Linked DNA regions of Homo sapiens: region 2 is linked to region 1. Evidence: read pairs that join two places in POLR2A ChIA-PET (ENCODE). Cell type or tissue: PC-3. All regions are shown on one strand. Each heading gives the region's core, and the rest is flanking DNA. Links, peaks and the distances in the headings are about the cores only.

The links. Peaks named below come from ENCODE experiments on the same cell type or tissue, not always from the same donor. Only the 100,000 strongest peaks of a DNase experiment are listed, where the experiment ranks them.
Region 2: POLR2A ChIA-PET joins it to region 1 with 5 read pairs; 2 of 35 experiments call an interaction of 5 or more read pairs at or near these places.

What each region holds. Positions count from the first base shown.
Region 1 is chr20:51,346,183-51,363,111 of GRCh38, forward strand. LOC124904930 reads right to left here and starts at 8,044. Exons shown (of 2, transcript XM_047440631.1): 1 at 7,942-8,044; 2 at 1-2,827. The coding sequence starts at 1,439. The coding sequence ends at 705. In PC-3, for the core only: a CTCF peak has its summit at 8,811 (motif pointing left); DNase peaks (open chromatin) are centred at 4,949, 5,369, 8,469, 8,929 and 1 weaker place; H3K4me3 peaks cover 1,001 bases; H3K27ac peaks cover 5,366 bases.
Region 2 is chr20:51,404,934-51,412,933 of GRCh38, forward strand. All of the region lies in intron 9 of NFATC2 (nuclear factor of activated T cells 2), which reads right to left. Among named protein-coding and RNA genes, the nearest start is that of MIR3194, 44 kb to the right of the region's middle. RefSeq lists an enhancer at 1-113. In PC-3, for the core only: no CTCF peak of the experiment used is centred there; no DNase peak of the experiment used is centred there.

The sequences.
Region 1 (16,929 bases), core at 4,867-12,866:
TGGGCTGCTAACTGGGTCTTGGCTGGTCCTAGGTTTGTGGCAACCAGTAGTCACTGGATCCATCGATGAGAATAAATCTTGTTGGCATGTGGAGACAAGGCCAGGTAGAAGCAGAAGTCAGAGGGCCAGGAGGCAGGTAGGCCCCTGTCTCTATGTTAACTCATGCCAAGCCATAATGGCAGCTCACGTTGATGGAGCTGTCCATGTGCCAGCCCCTGCCTGAAGTGCCCGCAATCATCTCTCGCTTTTCTTCGATAACGGAGTGAGAGGGAAGAGCACGGGGCTGAGAATCAGGGGGCCCAGATGGAAGACCCACTCACCGCTAAATTGTTGGGGGGCCTGGGATGACTTATTACAATATTAATAATGACCACAGCAATGACTACAGCCCCATTCATTGAGCACTCGGCACTCATCATCTCATTAAGCCTTGTCCTGCAATGCCAGAGGCTTTGGAATCAGAGCTGGAGTTTTGGAATCAGACAGAGCTGGAGTTCAAGGAAGAGCTCTGACACTTATGAGCTAGCAACCTTGAACGCATCATTTAACCTTTAGGGGCTCAAAAACAGCCATTGTTTATTCATCTCACAAATATGCAGTCTGGGCAAGGCTTGGCAGGAACAGCTTATGTCTGACTTTATGTGGTGTCAGCTAGGGTGGCTTGCAGAAAAGCTAGCAACCAAAATCCCCGAAGGCTCACTCACTCACAGATGATGCCGATGCCAATACCAATGACGATGGTGATGCAGATCATGATGCAGATGGTGATGCACGTGCTGATGCAGGTGCTGATGCTGAGGCAGGTGCTGATGCAGATAATGATGCAGATGCTGATGCAGGTGCTGGTGCTGATGCTGAGGCAGATATGATGCAGATGCTGGTGCAAATGCTGAAGCAGGTGTTGATGCAGATACTAATCTGACGCAGCTGCTGATGTTAAAGCAGGTGTTGATGCTGATGCAGGTACCGATGCTGAAGCAGGTGTTGATGCAGGTGCTGAAAAAGGTGTTGGTGCAGGTGCAGATGCTGATGCTGGTAGTAATGCTGATGCAGGCGCTGATGCTGATGCAGGTATTGGTGTTGGTGCAGATGTTGATGCAGATGTTGAAGCAGGTGCTGAAAAAGGTGTTGATGCAGGTGCAGATGCTGATGCTGGTAGTGATGCTGATGGTAGTGATGCTTGTGCAGATGTTGATGCAGATGTTGAAGCAGGTGTTGATGCAGGTGCTGAAAAATGTGTTGATGCAAGTGCAGATGCTGATGCTGGTAGTGATGCTGATGCTGGTAGTGATGCTGGTGCAGATGTTGATGCAGATGTTGAAGCGGGTGTTGATGCTGATGCAGGTGCTGAAGCAGGTATTGGTGCTGATACAGATGCTGAGGCAGGTGTTGATGATGCTGCTGGCTCTGAGCTCAAACAGCCAGAGCTCCTTAGGCATTTCTTTTCATCTCTGGGTGATTCCTCTTCATGATCTGTGCAGCATGGTGGTTTAAGGATGGCTGGGTTTGTGACATCACAGCTCAGGGATTCAAAGACATGTGTCCCAAAAGAAACCTGCAGAAGCTGTGCAGCCTCAGACATCATTCTGGCACTTCTGCCACATTCTATTAGCAGAGGCAGTCAAGAATTCATATAATGTGCTTCTGTCATAAAATATTACTCTTCTTTTTATTTTTTTCAACTACTTAAAAATGTAAAAACCATTTTTAGTTCATGGGTGGTACAAAAACCTGCAGTGGACCAGATTTGGCTCCTGGGTGGTCATTGGCTGACACCCAAATTAGATAAACAGCCTTAGGGCCCAGAACCCAGTCAGTGATGGAATTTGAGATGTAATGAGAGAATGGGGACTAGCAGACCATCCCAAAGGTCCCTGCCAAGTTGGAGAATACGAAGCTCTCTCCTTAGCCTGACCACTTCTCCCAAAGACAGAAGCCTCTGCCAGGATCAGGAATGGACAAATGTGGCCATTCTTCTATGGCCTCATGAGTAAGCCATGGCCCTGGGGGTGAGGATAACAGTTGGATTCAGAGGTCAGCATGTTGGAAGGTTCATGAGCTGATGAGAGCTGCCCCTTGATAGTTTTGCATCTTGGAGAAGCGGGTACCTATCATCTCACCTCCCCAAATTTGTGTCCTTTCCCATAAATAGTTGCTGTTGCTATTTTGGGAAGGCAAAATAGCATCATTGTGAAGAGTGTTGGTCTCAGATAATCTTGAGTTGAATCTTGCTAACTGTGTGAACTTGGGCAACTTACTTAACCTCTCTGTGCCTGATTTTCTTCATCTGCAGCATGGAGTTACTAATGACTACCTCTCAGGATTAAACTAAACCATGCATGGGAAGTGATCAGCCAGGGATTAGGGAGTAATCAAGAAATAAATATCAATTGTTTTGATGTTGTTAATATTAGGCTGAGTGGGGGCCAGGCACAGTGGCTCACGCCTGTTATCCCAGCACTTTGGGAGGCCGAAGTGGGCAGACTGCCTGAGCTCAGGAGTTCAAGACCACCCTGGGCAACATGACAAAGCCCTGTTGTCTCTACTAAAATACTGAAAATTAGCTGGGCATAGTGGTGGGCGCCTGTAGTCCCAGCTACTTGGGAGGCTGAGGGAGGAGAATTGCTTGAACCTGGGAGATGGAGGTTGCAGTGAGCCGATATCCCAGCACTGCGTTCCAGCCTTGGCAAGACTCTGTCTCTACCAAAAAAAAAAAAAATTAGGCTGAGTAAGGACTGCTGCCTTCATGGGGTGGTGGCTAGTCATGGTGGAAGACGATGGTATTTGTGGTTGCAATTTGAAACGCGCTATCCTTCAAGCTTTGAACCTGGTGAGATATAGACACAAAAAACAGTTGGTGAACAAAAAACCAGCCTCATCCTGATAAAGCAGCCTAGAAGAAAGGCATGTCCCTGCCCACTGCAAGCTATAGTCAGGAAATGGGGAGTGGCCCTTCAAGGCACAGGGAGATGCCAGAATTAGACACATGACCACACCGGACAGCAAGGGTACATGAGAAAAGCATTTAGTATAATAGTTACATGTTTTTATGGGTGCCTTCTTTATTTGAAAAATGGTGCTAATTTATTATTTTTATTTATTTATTTTTAGATGGAGTCTAGCTCTGTCACCCAGGCTGGAGTGCAGTGGCGTGATCTCAGCTCACTGTAAACTCCGCTTCCTAGGTTCAAGCAATTCTCCTGCCTCAGCCTCCCCAAGTAGCGCGGTGACTCATGCCTGTAATCCCAGCACTCTGGGAGGCTGAGGCAGGTGGATTAATTTATTACTGATGGTAATGATTTTTAAGTTTCCTTTAAAGGACGTTTATGTAAGTGAAAAGAAATAAGTCATAGTAAAGCTGATACCCGGATGTAGACTAAACTCTGAAGGCAGCCTGGATGACTTTCATTTGGCAAGCTCCGTAGGCAAGGCTGGGTCCCCAACACAGCCCTGTAGATCCTGTGGGGAGTACCACCAAATTTTTAAAGTGGATTTGTAAGGAGGAGAAACTGAGGCAGCAGTTGAAGTGGCTTTGCCAGGGCCACTCATTAAAGAGTCTCCGGCCAGCAGGGGATAGATGGAGAAAGAACTCATCAGAGGCCTGTAGACTGCGCTGGGGAGAGGGGATCGTGCGTCTTTGGGACCTGGCTGTCTCTGTCCCACCCCAGTGCCTTTGGGCTCTCCCTAGTTCCTTCCCTCTGCTGCCTTTCTGGGGCAGCCTTTAGGAGAACAGCTCTGACCTGTCCTTTGTATCTTAGCAGGAATGAGTTTGATTTGAGAAGCGGATTCCTTCTCCCCGGGAAAGGCACAAAGTTTTCTTTCCAAGTGCAGGTTGAAACTAACTCCTGGTGAAGAAGCTCACGGCACCATCCAGCATGTACGTGAGGAGTTTTGTGTTCGGAATGTTTTTAACCCTCTAAAATTATCCCACAAGCTCCCAGACAATCCAGCAATGCAACAGTGTCCCTCCCCCACAGCCCAGGATGAATGACAGTGTGGGGAAGTGCACGTTGGATTCTATGCCCTGCTCTGCCACTGGCTGGCTATGTGACCTAGGGCAAATGACTGGATATCTCTGAGCCTCCATTTCCTTGGTGCAAAAGTGCAGCAATAAAGCTAGCCTTTCAAGTGTGAGATGAAGCTGCCACAGCCAACACAAGGGCCCTTCCATGAATGTCAGGCTTCCTTGCAGCCTGTCCCCCCATAGCATCTCAACAGGCACCCTAGCACTCATCTTGAAAAATAAGGCAAGACTTCATCTCCCTACCCACCCTGGAAAATGATGGGAGATCAGTGCTGTGGAGGAATAGCTCAGGCCCCCAAGTAAAAAAAGAAAAAAAAAATTGGGTGGGGCCTAAGGAAATGGCCAGTTCCAGAGATGCGTGCATAAGATGTATATTACAGGAGTGCCGTCATCTCTTGGTATCCGAGGCAGATTGGTTCCAGGACTCCCATGGATACCAAATCTGAAGATGCTCAATTTCCTGATATAAAATTTACATATAACCTATGCACATCCTCCTGAATAGTTTAAATCATCTCTAGATTACTTATAATACCTAATATAATGTAAATGCTATGTACATAGTTATACTGTATTGTTTTTTATTTGTATTATTTTTTATTTCTGTTTTTTTTTTCTATTTTCAAATGTTAGTTGAAACCAACCAAATATTGGTTGGTTGAATCTGTGGTTGTAGAACCTGTGGATACGAAGGGCCAACTGTATTTACAATGGCAAACATTTAGAAGCAATCTAGATGTTAAATCTTATGGGATTTGCTAAGTAAGTCATAGCACTGCCTTAAAGTGGAGCTGGCTTTATGTTGATTGTACACTTGTGTTTACTGTGACTGTTGGTTGACTGGTCAGCATTCACTCCCTCTTCCTCCTTCCTCAGGACACTCAGTTTTCTTTGGATTTCTGCCCCTTTCTGAGGCAGCCATGAGACTCAAGAGAAGCTGACCCCATCCTTTGCTCTGAGGGTAGGCTCTAGCTAGTCTAAGCAACGAGTCAGCACACTTTTTTTTTTTCTTTTTGAGATGGGTGTCTCACTTTGTCGTCCAGGCTGGAGTGATGCAATCTCAGCTCACTGCAACTTCTGCCTCCTGAGTTCAAGTGATCCTTCCACCTCAGCCTCCTGAGGACCACAGGCATGAGCCACCACGCTGGGCTAATTTTTTGTATTTTTGGTATAGATGGGGTTTTTCCCTGTTGCCCAGGCTGGTCTCCAACTCCTGAGCTCAAGCAATCCACCCACCTCGGCCTCCCAAAGTGCTCAGATTACAGGCATGAGCCACCGCACCCAGCCAGCACGCTTCTTATATAAAAGGCCAGATAGTAAATATTTTAGGCTTTGCAGGCCATGCAGTATCTCTCACAATGAATCATCTGCTGTTGAGGCAGACAAGCAGCCATTGGTTATATACAAAAATGATTCCAATAAAACTTACAAAACCAGGCCATGGGCCACATTTGGCCAGCAGGCAGGAGTTTGCCCACTCCATTATAAGCCATTCATGATAGCCCAATCCCCCATCAATAATTGCTTCAGAAACTCAGTCTGAAGCCCACGGGCAGCAGGCACAGCCCTGGGGAGAGTTATTGGTCCCGCAGATGAAGAAGAATAACAGGGAGGCAATGATAGGTCAGAAAAGGCTCCTAGAGTTGGTGACATTTGAGCTGGGGCCTGCAGCTGAAGAGGCAGTTACAGGAAGAGCTTGTGGATGACGATCCCAGGCATGGGGAACTGCAGATACAAAGACGGAATCAGGAGCCAGATGCAGTGGCTCCCACCTATAATCCCAGCACTTTGGGAGAGAGGCTGGTGGATCACCTGAGGTCAGGAGTTTGAGACAAGCCTGGCCAACACGTTGAAGCCCCATCTCTACTAAAAATACAAAAATTACATGGGTGTGGTGGTGCACCCCTATAATTCCAGCTACTTGGGAGGCTGAGGCAGGAGAATTGCCTGAACCTGGGAGCTGGAGTTTGCAGTGAGCTGAGATCACGCCACTGCACTCCAGCCTGGGCGACAGAATGAGACTATGTCTCAAAAACAAAACAAAACAAAACAAAACAAAACCAGAGATGGAATCAGGAAAAGCCTGGTGCCTAGGGCGGGGTGAACAAGAGGTGGGGACGGAGGGTGGCATGGATGGGAGGGGGATCACCAGGGCCTGTTCCCCCAGTAAGGAGCGTTTGAAGAAGCCACTGGAGAATTCAATCAAGGATTTTGAGAAGTGATCTTGTGACAGAGGCCTCAAGAACCATCGCGAAAGTTACACAGCCGATGTTTTTCTTTTTTTCTTTACTTTTTTTTTTTTTTTTTTTGAGACAGAGTCTCACTCTGTAGTCTAGGCTGGAGTGCAGTGGCAGGATCTTGGCTCACCACAACCTCTGCCTCCCTGGTTCAAGCCATTCTCATGCCTCGGCCTCCTGAGTAGCTGGGATTACAGGCACCCACCACCACCACGCCTGGCTAATTTTTTGTATTTTTTTGTAGAGATGGGGTTTTGCCATATTGGCCAGGCTGGTTTCGAACTTCCGGGCTCAAGTGATTTACCTGCCTCGGCCTCCCAGAGTGCTGGGATTACAGGCATGAGCCACTGCACCCATCCGAGAGCCAATGTTAATGGTAGTCACGGCTCGGTGGTAACTGTCACTTTTATGCGTCCTAATTTTTCTATAATATACATACATTATTTGAGTAAGAAAAATAAACATGTTTGTAGCGGGATCAGATTTACGCGTGTGCAACTTGTGCGACTGCACAGGGCCTCGTGCTCAGAAGGACTTTGAACTTAGTTTCATACACTGCTTTTGCTATCCTAAAATTCTTAATGATTTTATCTTTGAACTTAGGTTTTATGAGTGGAGTCTGACAGGACAAGGGAGTGTGTGCCTGAGCAGAGAACACAGGCACAGGACACTGTTTTTTTGTGCGTTTTTTTGTTTTTGTTTTTGTTTTTAATTTTTCTTTTGAGACAGAGTCTCGCTCTGTCTCTAGGCTGGAGGGCAGTGGCTTGATCTCGGCTCACTGCAATCTCCGCCTCCCGGCTTCAAGCAATTCTCCTACCTCAGCCTCTCAAGTAGCTGGGACTACAGGCACACACCACCCCGCCCAGATAATTTTTGTATTTTTAGTAGAGACAGGGCTTCGCCATGTTGGGCAGGATGGTCTCGATCTCTTGACCTCGTGATTCGCCCACCTCAGCCTCCCAAAGTGCTGGGATTACAGGCATGAGCCATCAAGCCCAGCCCAGGACACTGTTTTCACTGTGCCCCACGATTTCAGAGTTCTGTGTGAGTTCAGTGAGACTTAGAGCAAATACAAGGTGAACGTCCCATGTGTGACTGAGTAGGAAGAGACGCTGGCAGCTCTGAAAGCCATGTTCTTTCTCAGAACCATTCACTTGCTGTCAAGGCAGAAAAAAACATGCATGGCCCAGGAACCTTTTCTTACATGTGGGACTTCCCTGTAGTGGTCAACCATTTATTGCTACACACGATGACTTTTCCAGAAGGGGAAAGACAGGGTGACCAGGGTTCCTTCTCCTTTCAACCCTTCTTTATTCATCAGTAAGCCAGAGGCAATGTAGGTATAAATGTGCATGTCTCAAGGAGTGAAATAGAAACAATTGAGAAAGTTTTGTGCAACGTTTCCACTACCCTGGTAAGAACAACATATATACCCATATGCAAGCTCCAAAACACGAATGTTAAAGTTTCAGTGATGCTGCCGATGGGCTCCATGCTCATAGGCTTCTATTTGAAATTGGGATTGCATAATATAAAAATTCATTTATATTTAATTTAATTTAAAATATTTAAATTTTTTTTTTTTTGCTTCAAACAATAATAAATAGCAAATTTTTAAAAGCACAAAAACACCATCTCAAGAGAGGGCCCACAGAAGAAAGCAAAAAGAAAAATGTTTACGTTAGTATCTTTAGTGACGCTTTTTGTCCTGCTTTGCAAACAGGGACCCTGCATTTTCCTTTCGCAGTGGGCCATGCAAGTTCCGGAGCGAGTCCTGTGTGCTCTACAGAAAGAAACGAGACACAATGAGCAGGGACACGGAGCTGTGCTTGGCGGGAGCGGGGGTGACTCTGAGCCCAGGCCCTGCCTCCCACACCCACATTTGCAGAGAGGAAGGAGCTGTGAGATTTGTTTGCACTCAGTTCAGTGAATCAAGTCGCCAGGCGGGCATCAGCAGTACCTTAGACTCTATCACAATATTTCCTTTGGCTCCCGTCTTCACCTTAAAGGTGAAGTTGACGGGGGTTTGCATGGAGCTGCTCTGAGCTCACTCCCTTGGGTCACTCTGGAGGCGTGCAAGCACGAAGAAAGCTCATTTTTCTGCTCTCAAAAACAATCATGCCCTTTCCTTCTCTCATTTATTTTTTTTATTTTGAGTCCAATTTAGAAAGGGCTGGGGGCCGTGACTCAGTCCTTCCTCATGCTCCTTAAAGAGGCCGAGTTCAGGAGCATGGAGCTCAGCTAATCTCCAGGGGTGACATTTATGAGCCACAGGGGTGGAACGCATGGCTGGTTTTCCTGTTGGAACATTCGGGAGCTGTGGCGTGGGGCACCCTGTACCAGGTAGCCCTGGGGTGATCCACCACCCCCCTGCAGGGACAGCCCCAAAGACTCCTCAGCTGTGGAGCTGGAGGTGCAGGGTAGGGAGCTAGGGCAAGGGGTAGCCGGTGGCCTTTCCAGGGCCTGGGTGAGGGCCGGTGCTAACAGAACCTTCCAGCACCTTCTAGTGCCCACGCCTGAGGACAAGGTGGGAGGACCACACCCTGGAGGGCAGCCCGGTGCCTGGTAGCCCTCAGTGATCAGGAAGGAAATGAGAGAGGTAACCTTGCCACCTCCCTAGACCCGTAGTAGGATGATGTCACCCTCTGGTGACAGATGGAGTGGGGCTTGTGGAATTTACTGTCTTTAGTGTGATCATTCAGCAAATGAGCAGGATGTGTTGGGGGAGGAGCTTGGCTTTGGCACCACTTGGATATGAGTTTAAACACCAGCTCTGCCAGTGACCGTGGGTGACACATAGTGCCTCCCAGAGCCTCAGTTTTCTCTCTGTAAAATGGACATAAATACTCTGAACAAGCAAATAGTTAGAAGGCGCACACTAGCAACCAGCATGGGAGCTGTGATGGAGGTGGTGATGTTGATGGTGACCCACCTGGGGCCAGACATGTGCTTAGCATTGGAGATGCAAAAAGAAAGAAGCCTGGTCTGTGTCCTCTTGTTACTCAGGTCTCATCTTCAAATGTCCCCTCCCCAGAGGGGCTTCCTGGGTGGAACGATCTCGATGAGCCACTGTCTCACCTTACATGTTCCCTTCATAGCCTGCATGGTCTCCATGTGCCCAGTCGTCTTTTTGCCCAGTAGGCCCTCCATGGGGTTAGAAGCTAGGTTCAATTCATTCATCTCTGCATCCCCACTGTCTGGCAGAGTTCCTAGCACAGAGTAGGCATTTGATCAATATTAAATGTCATTTATTGGTTTACTGATTAGGAGCCATAAAAAGGTCATGGTCCCTGTCCTGGAGGGTTCGCTGTTTTGTGTTCACATCACAGCCTTGTCTGGGGAGCTGCATGTCAGGGAGCTGCATATCAGGAAGCTGACACTGACATCCGATTGAGGAAGCCCTCTTCGAAATTAAGGGTCCATCCCAGCCTTTCCCATCAGTGGAAATGTACCGTGTGCTTCCCTCAGCCAAACTTAAGTAGGAAGTAAAATGCATGTGAAATATAAAGCCACAGAGAGCAAATCTTGCACCGGAGTAGATCATGAGCTCTGAGACCCCATGGGGGTGCAAGTGCTGGGGCTGCCACCAGCCAGCTGGGTGATGTTGAGCAAGTTCCTTTAGCCTCTCAGGATCTCAGTTTCCTCATCTGTAAAGTGGGAATGATGGTAGCTCACCTACCTCATGGGCTTGTAGTAAGGATCAAGTGAGATGGCTTGCAGGGGTGAGCACTGTGTTGGATCCAGCCGGTGTTCAATGGTGGGGAGTGATTGGGGGTGATTCCACTTCCGTTGCCTTGGTGAGAGCCTTGGTCATGTAGCTGCCATCCCTGCTTGCAAATCCCACCTTCATCACTTACTCCACAGCTGGTGTTGGGCATGATACCTCACCAGCTAAACCTCAAGCCTCAGTTTCCCCACCTGTAAAATGGGGATGACACTGGAACTTTCTGCAAGGTTTGTTGTGAGAATTAAAGGAGATGTTGAGCCTTATCTCTGGCCCCTCCCCACCCCTAGTCCTGAGGGCATCCCTAGTCTCAGCCTTAGAAGGGAAGGGGTGGGAAGCGGGACAGGGACCTTCAGGCAAGGGATGGAATCCCCTTCTGACTTACCTTCCTGGTTGCAAGTGAAGACCTCTGTAAGTCCTCTGCTAACATGGTTGAGTCACCTTGGGCACACAGCCTGCGACTGGGTTTGGTTTTGTGGGGTTTTTTTTGGTTTTGAGGTTTTTTTTGAGACAGGGTCTCACTCTCTTGCTCTGTCACGCAGGCTGGTGTGTAGTGGCGTGATCATGGCTCACTGCAACCTCCACCTCCCGAGCTCAAGCAAACCTCCAGCCTCAGCCTCCTGAGTAGCTGGGACTACAGGCATGTGCCGCCATGCCTGGCTAATTTTTTTTTATTTTTTTAAATACAGATGAGATCTTGCTATGTTGCCCAGGCTGGTCTTGAACTCCTGAGCTAAAGTGATCCTTCTGCCTCAGCCTCCCAAAGTACTGGGATTACAGGCATGAGCCATCATGCCCGGCCTGCAACTGGGCTTGTATTAGAGAATCACAGCTGCCCTGGCCGTCCACAACAGTGAGTGAGGCTCTTGTTCCCCCATCAGCCAGTGGCATCCCTCCCAGAGCCTGAGCAGCCAGGGAGGAAAACTCCCCATCCAGCTGCCTGGCTTTTCTCGGCAGGGGCAAGGGTGAAAGGTGGGGTGATGGGGACACTGCCTGAGCTCCAAGGGGAGGGTGGCATATTAAAGGGACAGTTGGGATGTCAAAACCCTCCATGGCTCCTCACTGGCTTGGAGAAATACCCAGAAAAATGCCACATGGTCACAAGCCCAGCAGGATCCTGCTCTGTGGCCTGCCTGACCTCATCCCCTCCTGCTCTCTGCCTCCCTCAGCAAACCTCAAGCAAACCTGACATATTCGCACCTGGGTCTTGGTGCTTACTGGTACCTCTGCCCAGAATAGTTATCCTAGGTGTGCACATGGCTCCTTCCTTTCTCTCGTTCAGGGTCTGCTCACTGAGACCCCACTTCACTAACCCCTGCTCTTTCCCTAAAGTGCTTTATCCTTCTTCGCACCCATCATGACCTAACTTATATTTATTTGTGTCTCCCTCTAGAAAGTCGGCTCCAGCAGATAAGGGATTTTTGTCTCTCTTGTATGCTGTTGTCTCCCCTGCTCCTAGAATGTTACCTGGCACATAAATATTTACTGAATGGATGGATGGATGGATGGATAGATAGATGATAGATAGATAGATAGATAGATAGATAGATAGATAGACAGATAGATAGATAGATAATGGGTGGGTGGATAGATGGGTGGATGAACTGGTGGATAAATGGGTGGATGGATGGATGGATGGATGGATGAATAGGTGGGTGGGTGGATGAATAGACAGGTGGGTGAATGAGTGATGAGTGGCTGGGTGGGTGGGTAGATGGGTGGATGGATGGATGAATGGATGGGTGGATGGATGGATGGGTTGATGAGTAGATGGATGGGTGGATGGTGGATGGGTTGATGGGTGGATGAATGGGTGGATGGATGGATGGATGGATGAATGGATGGGTGGATGGATGGATGGGTTGATGAGTAGATGGATGGGTGGATGGTGGATGGGTTGATGGGTGGATGAATGGGTGGATGGATGGATGGATGGGTTGATGGGTGGATGGGTAGGTAGATGGATGAATAGGTAGGCAGATGGATGGGTGGGTGGATGGATGGGTAGATGGGTAGATGGGTGGACAGGTGGAATGGTGGATGGATGGGTGGGTGGGTAGGTGGATGGATGAATAGGTAGGTGGATGGATGGGTGGGTGGGTAGGTGGATGGATGAATAGGTAGGTGGATGGATGGGTGGGTAGATGGATGGGTGGACGGGTGGACAGGTGGACTGGTGGGTGAGTGGATGAATGGGTGAGTGGATGGATAAATAGATGGATGACATGTGATGGGGTGACTAAACAAGTTGAGACCCACTGATAGCAGTTGACATTTGAAAGGAGAATTTCAGCTGGCTCTATGCTCTTTGGAGCAGCTGTGTAACACTGCATGCTGATTACTTGGCCCTAAGAACCTCAGTTTCTTCATCTGTGAAATGGGAATAATGAGCTTGGTAGAGTAGTATGACCATGTGATAGCATTCATTGACTTCTCGGCATAGTTAGTGCCTGGACCTCAGTGACACTCAGGAAATGTTTGTTGCTATGATTTTACTTCTGGAGTGTGTCTAGAAAGGAAGATGCGGAGGAAAGGGCCATGGCAGTTCACATTCAGCTTCTTGGGAAATACAGGAGCCCAACCTGCCAAATATGTAGAATGAGCGCAGAGATGAAAAGACAGGCTTTGGAGTCAGGCCTGGGGCAGAACCAACTCTTCCACTTTCTAGCTGTGGTTTGGGGCATGTCGCAGGACTCTGCTAAACCTCTGTTTCCTCATGTGTGGCTGGGGATGATACAGAACTTCCTGCATATGGCCGATTCCAGGATTAAACGAGGAAACTCCATGTGGGCCTGGCACATAGAGGCACTCAGCACTTAGCATCCTCCGTGTGCACCAGGGTCTCAACACACACCTCAAATCTCCTGCTTTTTAAATGTCAGTGTGTCAGAGACCACTCTGTCTCCCCCAGATTGATTAGCTCCTTCTTCCTTGGCAATGGTACCTTTGGGTTTGAGCTGGGCTGCTGCCACCCTGAATAAGCTACATCTCCAGCAGCTACATGTGGCCAAGTGATCAGCTTGGGCCAATAAGCTGTGAGCAGATGTGGGCAACAGCCAGGCTGGGCCCTGAGAAGGAGGGTCACACCCTCCCCTCCGCTCTTCCTGCCAGTTGAATCCAGACCTGGCTGACCTGATGGTGAGGCACACTGTGGACCTTCTGGTAGGGAACATTCTGGAAGGAAGAAGAGCAACAAGAGGAAGGGAGCCTGGGTCCCTGCCCACAGAGCCACATATCCACCTGCTTATCCTGAAACTGCTCTGGGGGAGAACTACAAACATCTCTTTGCTGTTATTTGGGGTCTCCAGGTCAGCAGCTGAAACTGTACCCTACATACCTGTGGCAACTACTTCAAGTTGTGAAATAATTGTGCAGAATAACACCTTGTAAACACATCCATGGGCTGGGCATGACTTGTGGAACCACTTGTTTGCAATCTCTGCTTAGATTCAGAAACCTGACCCGGGAGGAGAGAGCAGGAAATAAACCTGTTTTGTTAGGAGAGCATCACTCTATAACAGTGATAATAATGAAAAGGGGCTGGGCGCAGTGGCTCCCCACACTCTGGGTGGCTGAGGCGGGCAGATTGCTTGAGCTCAGGAGTTAGAGACCAGCCTGGCCAACATGGCAAAACCCCACCTCTACTAAAATACAAAAAATTAGCTGGGGATGGTGGCGGGCACCTGTAATCCCAGCTACTTGGGAGGCTGAGACACAAGAATCGCTTGAACCCAGGAGGCAGAGCTTGCAGTGAGCCGAGATTACACCACTGCACTCCAGCCTGGGTGAGAGAGTGAGACTCTGTCTCAAAAATTTAAAAATAAAAAATAATAATGAAAAGGCTCAGTAATCTATGGTGAGCTGACTCTATCAAGACTATGCCCTTCCCTTTCCCTGCACTATCTGGTTGAATCCTCAAACCATCCTACACGAGAGGTCCTTTCAGAGGTACAAGTGTTTAAGACATTAAGTGCAGACCAAGACAGGCTCCACCCAGGACCAGCAGGTGGTCACAGGAACCTCTGACATGAGATATTCCAATCCCTTCACCCAAGTTATAGATGAGGCTGGGGCCAGAAGAGAGAAGGACAGGTCCTGCCCCTGGACAGCCAGCCAGGTAGTAGCAGCCTGGGGTCTTGGGAGAGGCATCACTGCAGGTAGAGAAGCAGAAAGAACAAATTTGCAAGGGAGCAGGGGATTCCCTGGCTCGTGGGGTGGGGGTCAGAACTTGCTCCAACTCCTTTTAAAGTGGCCTCTAGAAAGCAGATGCCCAAAGGGTCCCCGGCGTGTGATGAGACGGGATGGGGCGCCTTGCAGAGTTGGCTGCGATGCCCGCCCCAGAGGTGTCCTGAGCTTGGCCGCTCTCAGGAATCGCCCTCTCTCCCTCACCCTGCCGTCAGCAGCCCTGACTCAGGCTTCTGTCATCACAGGAAAGCTGTTTTCCCAAAGCAAGGAGGTCTGTGGTGTGCTTATGGGCAGCCACAAATGAGGGGTCACTGAGCTGCCAAACTGCAATAGAGCAAAGGCTATTTTTAACCAAGAGAGGGAGAGTTAGGGGGTTAGAAGGATATCCTGACAAGTCAGAAAAAATAAGGCATCACTTCCCGGGTTGACTCAGAGGGCCAGGCTTGCATCTCTCAGTCTCCTCTTGAACCCTGTACATTTTTTGCAGAAGAGTAATATGTAGGAACATCTCCTGGCTCTGCCACTTACTCGCTGTGTGACCTTGGATGATTTATGTAACCTCTCTGAGCCTCAACTTTCTCATCTGTAAAATGGAAATAATAGGAGTAATGCCCTGGCAGGACTGTAAGGACTGAGATCATAGCAGTCAAGCCCCCAGCGTGAATGGAACGCTCTGTTGATGAGCACGTCTTTAACCAGTGTCTGAGCTTCCTACTGCTGCTGTAATGAATCACCTCAAAATGAATGGCCTAAAACAATGCTGGTTCAGGATCTTACAGCTGTAGAGGTCAGAAGTCCTAGAGTCAAGTTGTGGCAGGCCTGATCCTCCTGGAGGCTCCAGGGCACAATCTGTTTCCTGCTTTTCTAGCTTCCAGAGGCTGGCCACGTTTCTTGGATCCTAGCCCCTTCCTCCATCTACCAAGCCAGCCAGCAGCGCATCATCTTCTAATCTCTCTCTCTCTCTGTCTCTCTCTGTCTCTCTCTTTCACACACACACATACACACACAAACACACACACTAGTCTCTCTGTCTCTCTCTCTTCCACACAGACACACACACACCTCTGTCTCTCTGTCTCTTCCACACACACACTAATCTCTCTGTCTCTCTCCTACACACACACACACACACTTCTGCTTCCATGATCACATCTCCTGTCTCCTTCTCTGACACTGATACTCCTGTCTCCCTCTTCTAAGAACCCTTGTGATTCCATTGAACCCACCCAGATAATCCAGGATAATCTCCCCCTCTCAGAATCCATCACTTAGCCACATCTGCAAAGTCCTTTTGTCCTTTTGTCATATAGAGAACCATATTCACAAGCTCTGGGGATCTGAATATGGACAACTTTGGGAGCCATTATACCAGTTTTCCACTGGTGTTGTGGAAGATGGAATAATGATTTTTAAAAATGGGCTGGATGGGTGCAGTGGCTCATGCCTGTAATCCCAGCACTTTGGGAGGCCAAGGTGGGCAGATCACTTGAGGTCAGGAGTTCAAGACCAGCCTGGCCAACATGGTGAAACCCCATCTCTACTAAACATACAAAAATTAGCCAGAAGTAATGGTGCATGCCTGTAATCCCAGCTACTTGGGAGGCTGAGGCAGGAGAATCACTTGAACCCGGGAGGTGGAGGTTGCAATGAGCTGAGATTGCACCACTGCCCTCCAGCCTGGGTGACAGAGTGAGACTCTGTCTCAAAAAAAAAAAGGCCTTAGAAGACATCTTAGGGTGTCTGTTTGGGTCTTCTTTGTTTTAAGATATATGCAACAAAGGCCCAAATAACAGTGGCTAAAACAAGATTCAATCTCAATCTCGATCTCTCTCAATCTCTCTCTCTCTTTCAAGACTGGGCTGAGGTGGCTGCTCTGCTCCACACAGTCTGTAGGCCTGAGGAGGTGTCCATCACGTAGGTTCCTACCCCCTCTACTCTGATGCTCCACCATCCGCAGGGTGTTCAGAGCACGTCCTCCACCTCTGCAGCCTGGCCAAGGGAAAGGTGACAGGCATAGCACACTCCCTTCCCTCTACAGTCACACCCAAGTGACCTTCACTTCTGCCACCACCACATTGGCCAGAACTTGGTCACATGAGCACACCCAGAGGCCAGGGAGGCTGGGAAATGTGGCTATTCCAGGTGGCCACATGCCCAGAAGCAATGGGAGTTCTGCTACTGAAAGGGAGGGAGAGAATTTGTGTTGGGGACAAATAGCAATCTCTGCCACAGGGCTGCTAGAGAGAAAACCAAGTTCTCCACCATAGACATGGGGCTAATGGGGGAGAATAAGCAGCTCCTCCCAAGGATGGATATTCCAGGGTAAAAATGCCCATCACACATATAGTTGGTGGCTTACCCAAGATCTATCTTTCTTCTTCCTTTCTAAGAGAAACCCTAGCTTGTTCAAGGTCACAGAATGCTTGGCCAAAAAGCTCCATCTCCCAGTCTCCTATGACATCATGAGATATAAGAAGTCTGCTGGGGGTTTAGCCATTGAATTCCTGGTGTGTGCCTTCACCCCACCCCATTTGCTTCCTCTCCCCACCAGAAGCTCAGGAGTGAGACCACAGGGGCAGCAGCCATCTTTCAAGCCCTACCAGGGGGCAACTAGGAAGAGCTCAAGTGCTTAATGATATCTCTGAGCCACTCTACCACTGGTGATTGTCTACCCTTAGACGTCTTTCTACCCAAGAAAAAGTAACCTCTTGTTTGTTTAATCCCATTTGCTTTGACAATTTGGTGTCTCCCTGGCCTGC
Region 2 (8,000 bases), core at 1-8,000, 54 kb after region 1:
TGGGGCTTACGAGAAAGATGCCACACCACGTGCCAAACTGTCCCCAGCTCTTGGGATGAGTAGACATGGTGATTCTGAGACTCTGGTTTCTAGTAAAAGGGGCTCACTGGGAGGAGAGCATGTCACTGGCAGATCAGTTTGTGGCCAGGAAGGCACCAAGCCCCAAGATGGCAAGAGGAGCCACCTGCTTCGAGTTGAGCTCCTGGAAGAGAAATGCATCAGACGCCAGCCAAGCAACACCAGACAGGACATGCCCCCCAAATTAGCTTCCAGGGACCGTAAGACATCCTCCTAGTCCTCCCCCAACCCACCCTCCACCACTAGACTTCAATGATGCCTTTCAAACCCCAGATCCACATGCAACGCGAGGCCAACAGAGCAGTACCAGAGGCTGCTCTTCGGGACTGGAGACACCACTCAGGAAGATGTGAGGCAGGCAAACACATTCACCTCGAGTTCCCAGGGAACTGTGGGTGTGCAGGCGCCATGACCTCACACGTGTCATCTCACCGTGCCTCACCAGCAGGTCTGTTTGCATGTGCCATGTTCGTAGAAGCTTGGCATCAGATAGGCAAGCTTTCATAGGCACTGCCTTTCAGCTGTGCATGGCTCCTGTGGCCCTGGTGTTTTGGGAGGGAGTAGCATGAATCAGATCACAGAACCCCGTATCTTGAAACCCGTGACATTTTAACACCAACCTCTCACTGGTTGGTAATACCCTCATTAAGGCACAGACCTCATCTCTCTCATCTACTGCTGTATCCCCAGCACCTAGGACAGAGCCCAGCACATAGTAGGTGCTCAGTAAAAATCTCAAGGAGGAATGATTGGGCGAAAGAATAACTACCACCTCCTAATTGATAGGACTTGCCCAGAATTTTTCCGATCAGGTCTGGCTTTCAACTGTCTCCCAGAGCACAGCAACCTCCGCCTCCCAGGTTCAAGCGATTCTCCTGCCTCAGCCTCCTGAGTAGTTGGGATTACAGGTGTCCGCCACCATGCCCGGCTAAACTTTGCATTTTTAGTAGAGACAGGATTTCACCATGTTGGCCAGGCTGGTCTCAAACTCCTGACCTCAGGTGATCCGCTGGCCTTGGCCTCCCAAAGTGCTGGGATGACAGGTGTGAGCCACCACACCCAGCCTACATATATATGTTGTTAATCCTCACGGTCATCCCATGAAGTAGGTATTGACTGCCCCCATTACACAGCTGAAGAAACCAAGTCTCCGAAAGAGTAACAAACCCAGGCTCTGCAGCTATTATGTGGCAGAGCAGTGTGGCTCAGGCTACTTGTAGATAGAAATTCGTTTTCACTTACCACCTGGCAACAAGAATACGCTTCTCTGAATGCAGCTCAGCACAAACACTGGTCCTTGGGAGACCCTAGCTTTTATCAGGGTTGGGCAGTAGAAATCACCCACATGGTACACAAAGAAAAATGGGGGTGACAGTGTTGGCATCGTTGTTAGCTTTGGGTAACCTGTGGCGGGGAGCAGATACTGAGATTTAAGAAGCAAAGAGCGGCTTGGCCCCCTCGGGACCACTATGCCAAGCCCGGTACACATCTAAAAGGTGAAATGGTGCTGGTGTATTACAAGAGTTAAAGCCAAGGCCTGGGCTGCGCAGAGGAATGACTGGAGGCGCCCCGGCTTGCTTCCATTGGCAATGTTCTCCAGCAGAAGGGGAAAACGTAGGCTCAATTCCCACAAACCCACCAGCAACCGGGGTTTCTAGACCTCACAGAGCCCAGGCCTTCCTGTGGTATCAGTCTGACTCTGGCTTGGGGCCTGGGGGCATCTGCAGCCCACGTAAGCCATCCTCTCTAGAGAGGGTGTGACATCTTAGCTCCATAGCGGCGCCTGTCTGAAAGGGAAATTCAGGTCACCTCCAAGGGTGACAGGAGTCAGTGGCTTCCACAGCAGAAGCCTGGGTGTTATGACCACTTGCTGGCCGCCTCGTCGGAATTCCATCTTGATTGACTCTCCCTAGCTGCCTGCCAGCACCCACCCACTGTCAGGACCCAGGGATCCCACTTGGCCTTTAAGACTGAAGATGATCTGCTTCTCTCCCTCACTCTCCCCTAGTCCACAGTCTTCCTTAGTATACGCTATTCACGTCAAGCCTGCTCACGCCCCAGGGCCTTTGCACCTGCTGTTCGCTCTACCTGGACTCCTGCTCTTGCCTTAGACACCTGCTGTTCTCTCTACTTGGACTGCTGCTCTTGCCTTAGACGTTTGGAGGGCTCTCTTGATAAGACCTCTTCTCAAATGCCACCTCCCCTGAGGTGCTCCCCTTACTGGAACGGCAAGCAGGCCTCCGTGCCACCCCATCATGCCCTGTCCCCCAGCCTGCTTTTCTCTTCCAACAGAACACTTGGCACCCCCAGTTTTATCATTTATATTTTCAAACTGCAAGCTGTAGGAGGGCCGGGACTTTGAGCCTCTTCACTGTGTTAGCCCCAGCAGTGAGCAATAAACGGCTGTTGGATGAATGAATGATTTAGCGAAAGAATGGACAAATAAATGAACCGACTATGGCTTCCGGGTATTGGCAACCCAGTGCTGACTTCATCTTGTGGACATCGGGTGCTGTAGTCCTCAGCTCTGTAGAGCAGATTCCAAGGAAACTGGGAATCACGCTTCATGGTCACAAAGGAGGAGACAGTGCCTCTGAGCTCTTGCTCATGCTGCACTCCTGCCTGGCACCCCATCTCCCCTGCTAACTAGTGAAATCCTGATCCCAAAGTTGCAGAGGCCCACAGCCCCTAGGGCACCCAGCCGCGTGCCTGGCATTTGGAAGGCTTATTCAACTGCTGAGCAGACGGGGTCAGGACGAGAACCGTGGAGTCTGGAACCCTAAGCCTTCACTTTCCACTCGGTCCAACTTAAAGAAGGAGAAATTGTTTCTTCGTTTGTGAATATCTCCATCCTGAGCTTATTTCATATGCCAACTGGGACATGGCTAGAAATTGCCCATGAAAAGACTGTAGCAGGAAGCAGGTTTTAAGAGCAGCAGATCCTCAGGAAACCTGAGCTGTTTAGAGACAGGAGGGCCAGCCTTCCAACCAAAGTCCTCTGTGGCCCAACCCTGGGCATCCATCCGCTCAGGCCACTGAGTGTCCAGGGGAGGGAGAGGTGGACCACAAGGCCAAAGCCAGTTTCTCAAGCATTTCCCACCCATGTGGCAGGGTCGGTGGCTGGGAAGGACAGTGAGCCTCGTGAGAAGTGGCTCTTTATTTCTAGTATGAAAGATAACTTTTAGCAGCCTTTGAAAAAACACCATAAAAATTCAATACTGGCCAGGTGTGGTGGCTCACGCCTGTAATCCCAGTACTTTGGGAGGCTGAGGCGGGCAGATCACTTGAGGTCAGGAGTTCGAGACCAGCCTGGCCAACATAGGGAAACCCCATCTCTACTAAAAATACAAAAATTAGCCGGGTGTGGTAGTGTGTGCCTGTAATCCCAGCTACTCGGGAGGCTAAGGCAGGAGAATCCCATGAACCCAGGAGGCGTAGGTTGCAGTGAGCCGAGATCGCGCCACTGCACTCCAGCCTGGGGGACTGAGCAAGACTCTTTTTAAAAAAAAAAAAAAAAAAAGCCAGAGCCCAGAAAGAGGCCCACACTTACATGGGAAAGATATTTACAACACCAACAGATTACATCTTCTGAATAGATGGTTGGTGATAACTAGTTATCCATACAAAAAAACAGTGAAATTAGAACCTTCCCTCATACTGGACATAAAAATCAACTCCAGGTGGATTACAGACCCAAGGGTACAAGGTAAGACTGCAAGAAGTTTGGAAGACACTATAGGAGAATCTCTTTGTGACATCAAGGTAGAGAAAGATTTTCTGACCCACTGCTTTAAACTGGTGGGAACCTCTGAATCAGTTGGAAAGCTTGTAAAAGCACAGACTGTGGGTCTCGCTGGCAGAGTTTCTAATTCAGCAGGACTGGGGTGGAGGTGGGAATTTGCATTTCTAACAAGCTCCTGAGTGACCTGACAACACATCATCCTAAACTACACCCAGAAAACTCACACCTTTCAGAAAAGAAATTTAACTACATGAAAATTTTCTGTTCACCGAAAGACATCATTTTACATGTACCAGCTAAGTGAAAAAATTTAACTGTCTGACAGTATCAAACTTTGTGAGGTTGTAGAGCAATGAATTACATATGTGTTGCTGATGGGAGTGTAAACTGGTATAACTGCTTCAGAAGACAATTTGGTATCGTCTACTAAAGTTGGAAGTGTGTGTACACCCTGTGACCATGCAACTCTGCTTGTCAGTATAACCCTACAGAAAGTCCTCTGTGTGCAAGCACCAGGAGACAGCGAAAGAACATTCCAGACAGCACTGCCTGTAACCAGAAAGAGGAAAAATCTGGAAACAATCAAATGCCCACCATCAGCAGAATGGAAAAATAGGCTTTACAATGGAATATTATGCAGCAGAGAAAAGGAAAGAATTACAGCTAAAGCAAAGACAATGAGTGAAATCTACAAAGAAAATGAAAAGGAAGTGGCAAACACAAAATTCAGGGTAGCAATTATGCTAAGGTGTGAATGAAGAGGATGTGTTTGAAATTGTATCCAGAATCACTGAGCATCATGGCTGTGAACCTCAGAGATGAGCCCACCAGACCCACCTGCCTCCTGACGGAGGAACACGCCACACCGATGGGACAGTCTTGCCAAAAGCATCGAAGCTGAATTGGATCAAGCCTCCAGATCTGACTGACAACTTACAGGAAATACCGAGGACAGAGCCACGTGTCAGACGACAGTATGCGACTGCAACCTGCAAAACCCAGACTACAGAAAATTCTACAGGACGAACTGGTTTCTTCAGTACAAAGATGGCAAAGAGAACAGATGAATGTGGGGTATGAGCAGACAAAAGAAACTGAAAAGACATTTCAAACAAGCACAATATCTGGTCCCTCCTTGAGTCCAGAGTCAAACAAACTTTAACAAAAAGAAATATGGCCGGGCACAGTGGCTCACGCCTGTAATCCCAGCACTTTGGGAAGCTGAGGTGGGCGGATCACGAGGTCAGGAGATGGAGACCATCCTGGCTAACACGGTGAAACCCCGTCTCTACTAAAAATACAAAAAATTAGCCAGGCGTGGTGGCGGGCGCCTGTAGTCCCACCTACCTGGCAGGCTGAGGCAGGAGAATGGCGTGAACTCGGGAGGCGGAGCTGGCAGTGAGCCGAGATCATGCCACTGCACTCCAGCCTGGGCGACAGAGCGAGACTCTGTCTCAAAAAAAAAAAAAAAAAAAGCGAAATATTAGGACATTTATGAGACAATTGAGAATTTGAACACTGAGTTTGATAATATTAAAGAATTCTTCATTTTTAGGTGTGATAACAATATCAGGGGAAAACTGTTTTTTTAAAGTCATCTTTTAGAAAAATGTAACTGAAAGATTTGCCAGAAAACATTTTCTACGCAGAAGAGCTCAGAGGAAATGACTATCCTATTGTTCTTTAAGCTTAGGGGGAGGGGTAAGTACACAGTATGTTTGTGTACTCACATATATTTTAAACATATTTATATGCATTTAATAAAAGCAATTTATTATTTAAAGGAAAGGAAGAGAGGGAGAGAAAGAGGGAGAGAAAGGGAGGGAGAGAGAAGAAAGAAGGTAATGAAGGAGGGAGGAAGAGAGGGAAGGAAGGCAGTGGGGAAGGGATTATTTGGAGAGAAGGAAGACAAAAGGAGACAGATCTCCTTTGCACCCACCATACAAGAGCTGGTATTTTTGCACATCCTGGCACATCTAGAGAGCATTCTAACACACTTAGGGCAGGAGAGTGTCACCTCTCAGAGAGGCCTTCCTTGATGACCCTGTCTAAAGTCTCTCCCCCAGCACCCTGTTTCTTTTCTTCATGGCATGTGTCACCAGCTGAAATCTATTTCTTTCTGGCATTTTTTTCTTCCTTACTAGACTGTATGAACCACAGAGCAGGAACCTCACTCCATTCACCCAGCACCTACCAATTTACCTGGCTGGAAGCAGGTGTTGATAGATGACAGTGGTGATGGTGATAATGATAGTGGTGGCAGTGGTGGTATTTGGTATCTACTGGGTATTTACTCTGTGCCAGGCCTTGTTCTAAGCAATCTACATGTACTAACCCACCCAATGTTCACAGTGACCCATGAGGTAAGTGTTATAATGATTACTCCCATTTTGCAGTTCAGTAAATCAAGGCTCAGTGAGGCAAAGGGCCTCGATCAGAGTTACGCAGGTAGCACGTGGCCGAGCAATGATTTGCATCCAGAAGTTCTGGTTCCAGGGCCTACCCTGGATTCCTGCCTTGCTGATAACATTTCATTTAATAGTAAAGACAGAAGCTTTTTTTCAGGCCTAAAGTGACCCTGAGTTAACCACTGAAGTTCAAGGAGGACCTGATTAAACCTAATTATTTCTCCTGCCCATACTAGCCCCAGTGTTCTTTATCCATGCACACACACATACACACACCCATACACACACACACAGTATAACTACACCTGGCCACACTACAAACCATAGTGCAAGGTCCTGAAGCAATGCAATTGTCTTTTTTTTTTTTTTTTTTTTTTTTTTTTTGAGACAGAGTCTTGCTCTTTCTCCCAGGCTCGTGTGCAGTAGCACAGTCTCAGCTCACTGCAACCTCTGCCTCCCAGGTTCATGCGATTCTCCTGCCCCAGCCTCCTGAGTAGCTGGGATTACAGGCGTGTGCCACCACGCACAGCTAGTTTTTGTATTTTTAGTAGAGACAAGGTTTCAACATGTTGGCCAGCCTGGTCTTGCACTCCTGACCTCAAGTGATCCACCTGCCTTGGCCTCCCAAAGTACCGAAATTCCAGGTGTGAGCCACCGCGCCTGGCCTGAAGCAATGCTCTTTGACTTGTTTTCTGCCTGGCACACAGTAGGCACTCTGCAGATGTGTTGAGTAGAACTGACCAAAGTGCAAGAAATTTGGGCCAGGATGCCAAACTTTCCAAAGCAGAGGTCCCAACCTCAGTGAGAAAACATCACTATTAAGAGCCCCATTAGGGTGAGCGAGCCCCTCTTTGAAATTCAAGGCCCCCATAGGAGGGAGCCCTAACCCCATTATCACACCCACCCAGCAGGAATTTACTTAACTGCTTTCCCTTCAGCTCCCCTTCCAGCCTTACAGAGGGGACCCTGAACAGCTAAGAACTCTGATAATAAGAAACCAAGGGCTATAAGATCTGGAGTTTGAATTTAGGGAATTCTTTCCAGGATAGGCCTGGCCAGAGCCTGTTTTGGTGTGAGCCCCCATGACTGGCACACTCTGGCATCACACAGCTGGGGGTGATTGGACTGGGGAAGGGGTCTGCGACCAAAAGGGGTGGCCCTCTTAGATGCAGCCAAGCCGTCTGCATTCTGAGTCACAAGGCCATCCTCAGAACCTTCTCCCTAATAGGAACAGAACAGGAAACTAGCATGCTGAGAGCTGCTGCCCCCTTCTCCACACGGGCCAGGGGGTGGGCAGGAGCAGGGAGTTCCAGTTCCTGGGCTGAGGCATGAATTTCTCAGAACCCTGGCAGCCTGGAAAACACAGAGCTGGTTTCTGTTTTCCACCCCCAGAAACAGCCTGTAACCACAGCAGGAGGGAGGCCCCGCTGGCCTGGTCGGGAGCACCCTGGCCAGGCCAGGATGCAAACACTGCTGCTGTTTAGAGAGGGAAACCCTGGCCGGCTCACATGCCCGATTCCTGGGCGTCCCCGGCCACCTCATACTCTCTGCCAGCTGGGTCCACGGGGATGCTATCTTCGGGAGGAGCAGGGAGTTGGAACGCAGCCCTCAGAACAGGGGTGCATGCCAGCTGGGCTAGACGTTTGGCATGCAAAGGGGGTGCAATCTCATGGGTCTCCCTGCAAAAGGAGTACTTCTGTGTCCAAAACAAGCTGGTGCCAAGCACAACAGAACAACAAGGAGCACAGGAGAAGGAGAAGGAGAAGCACAGG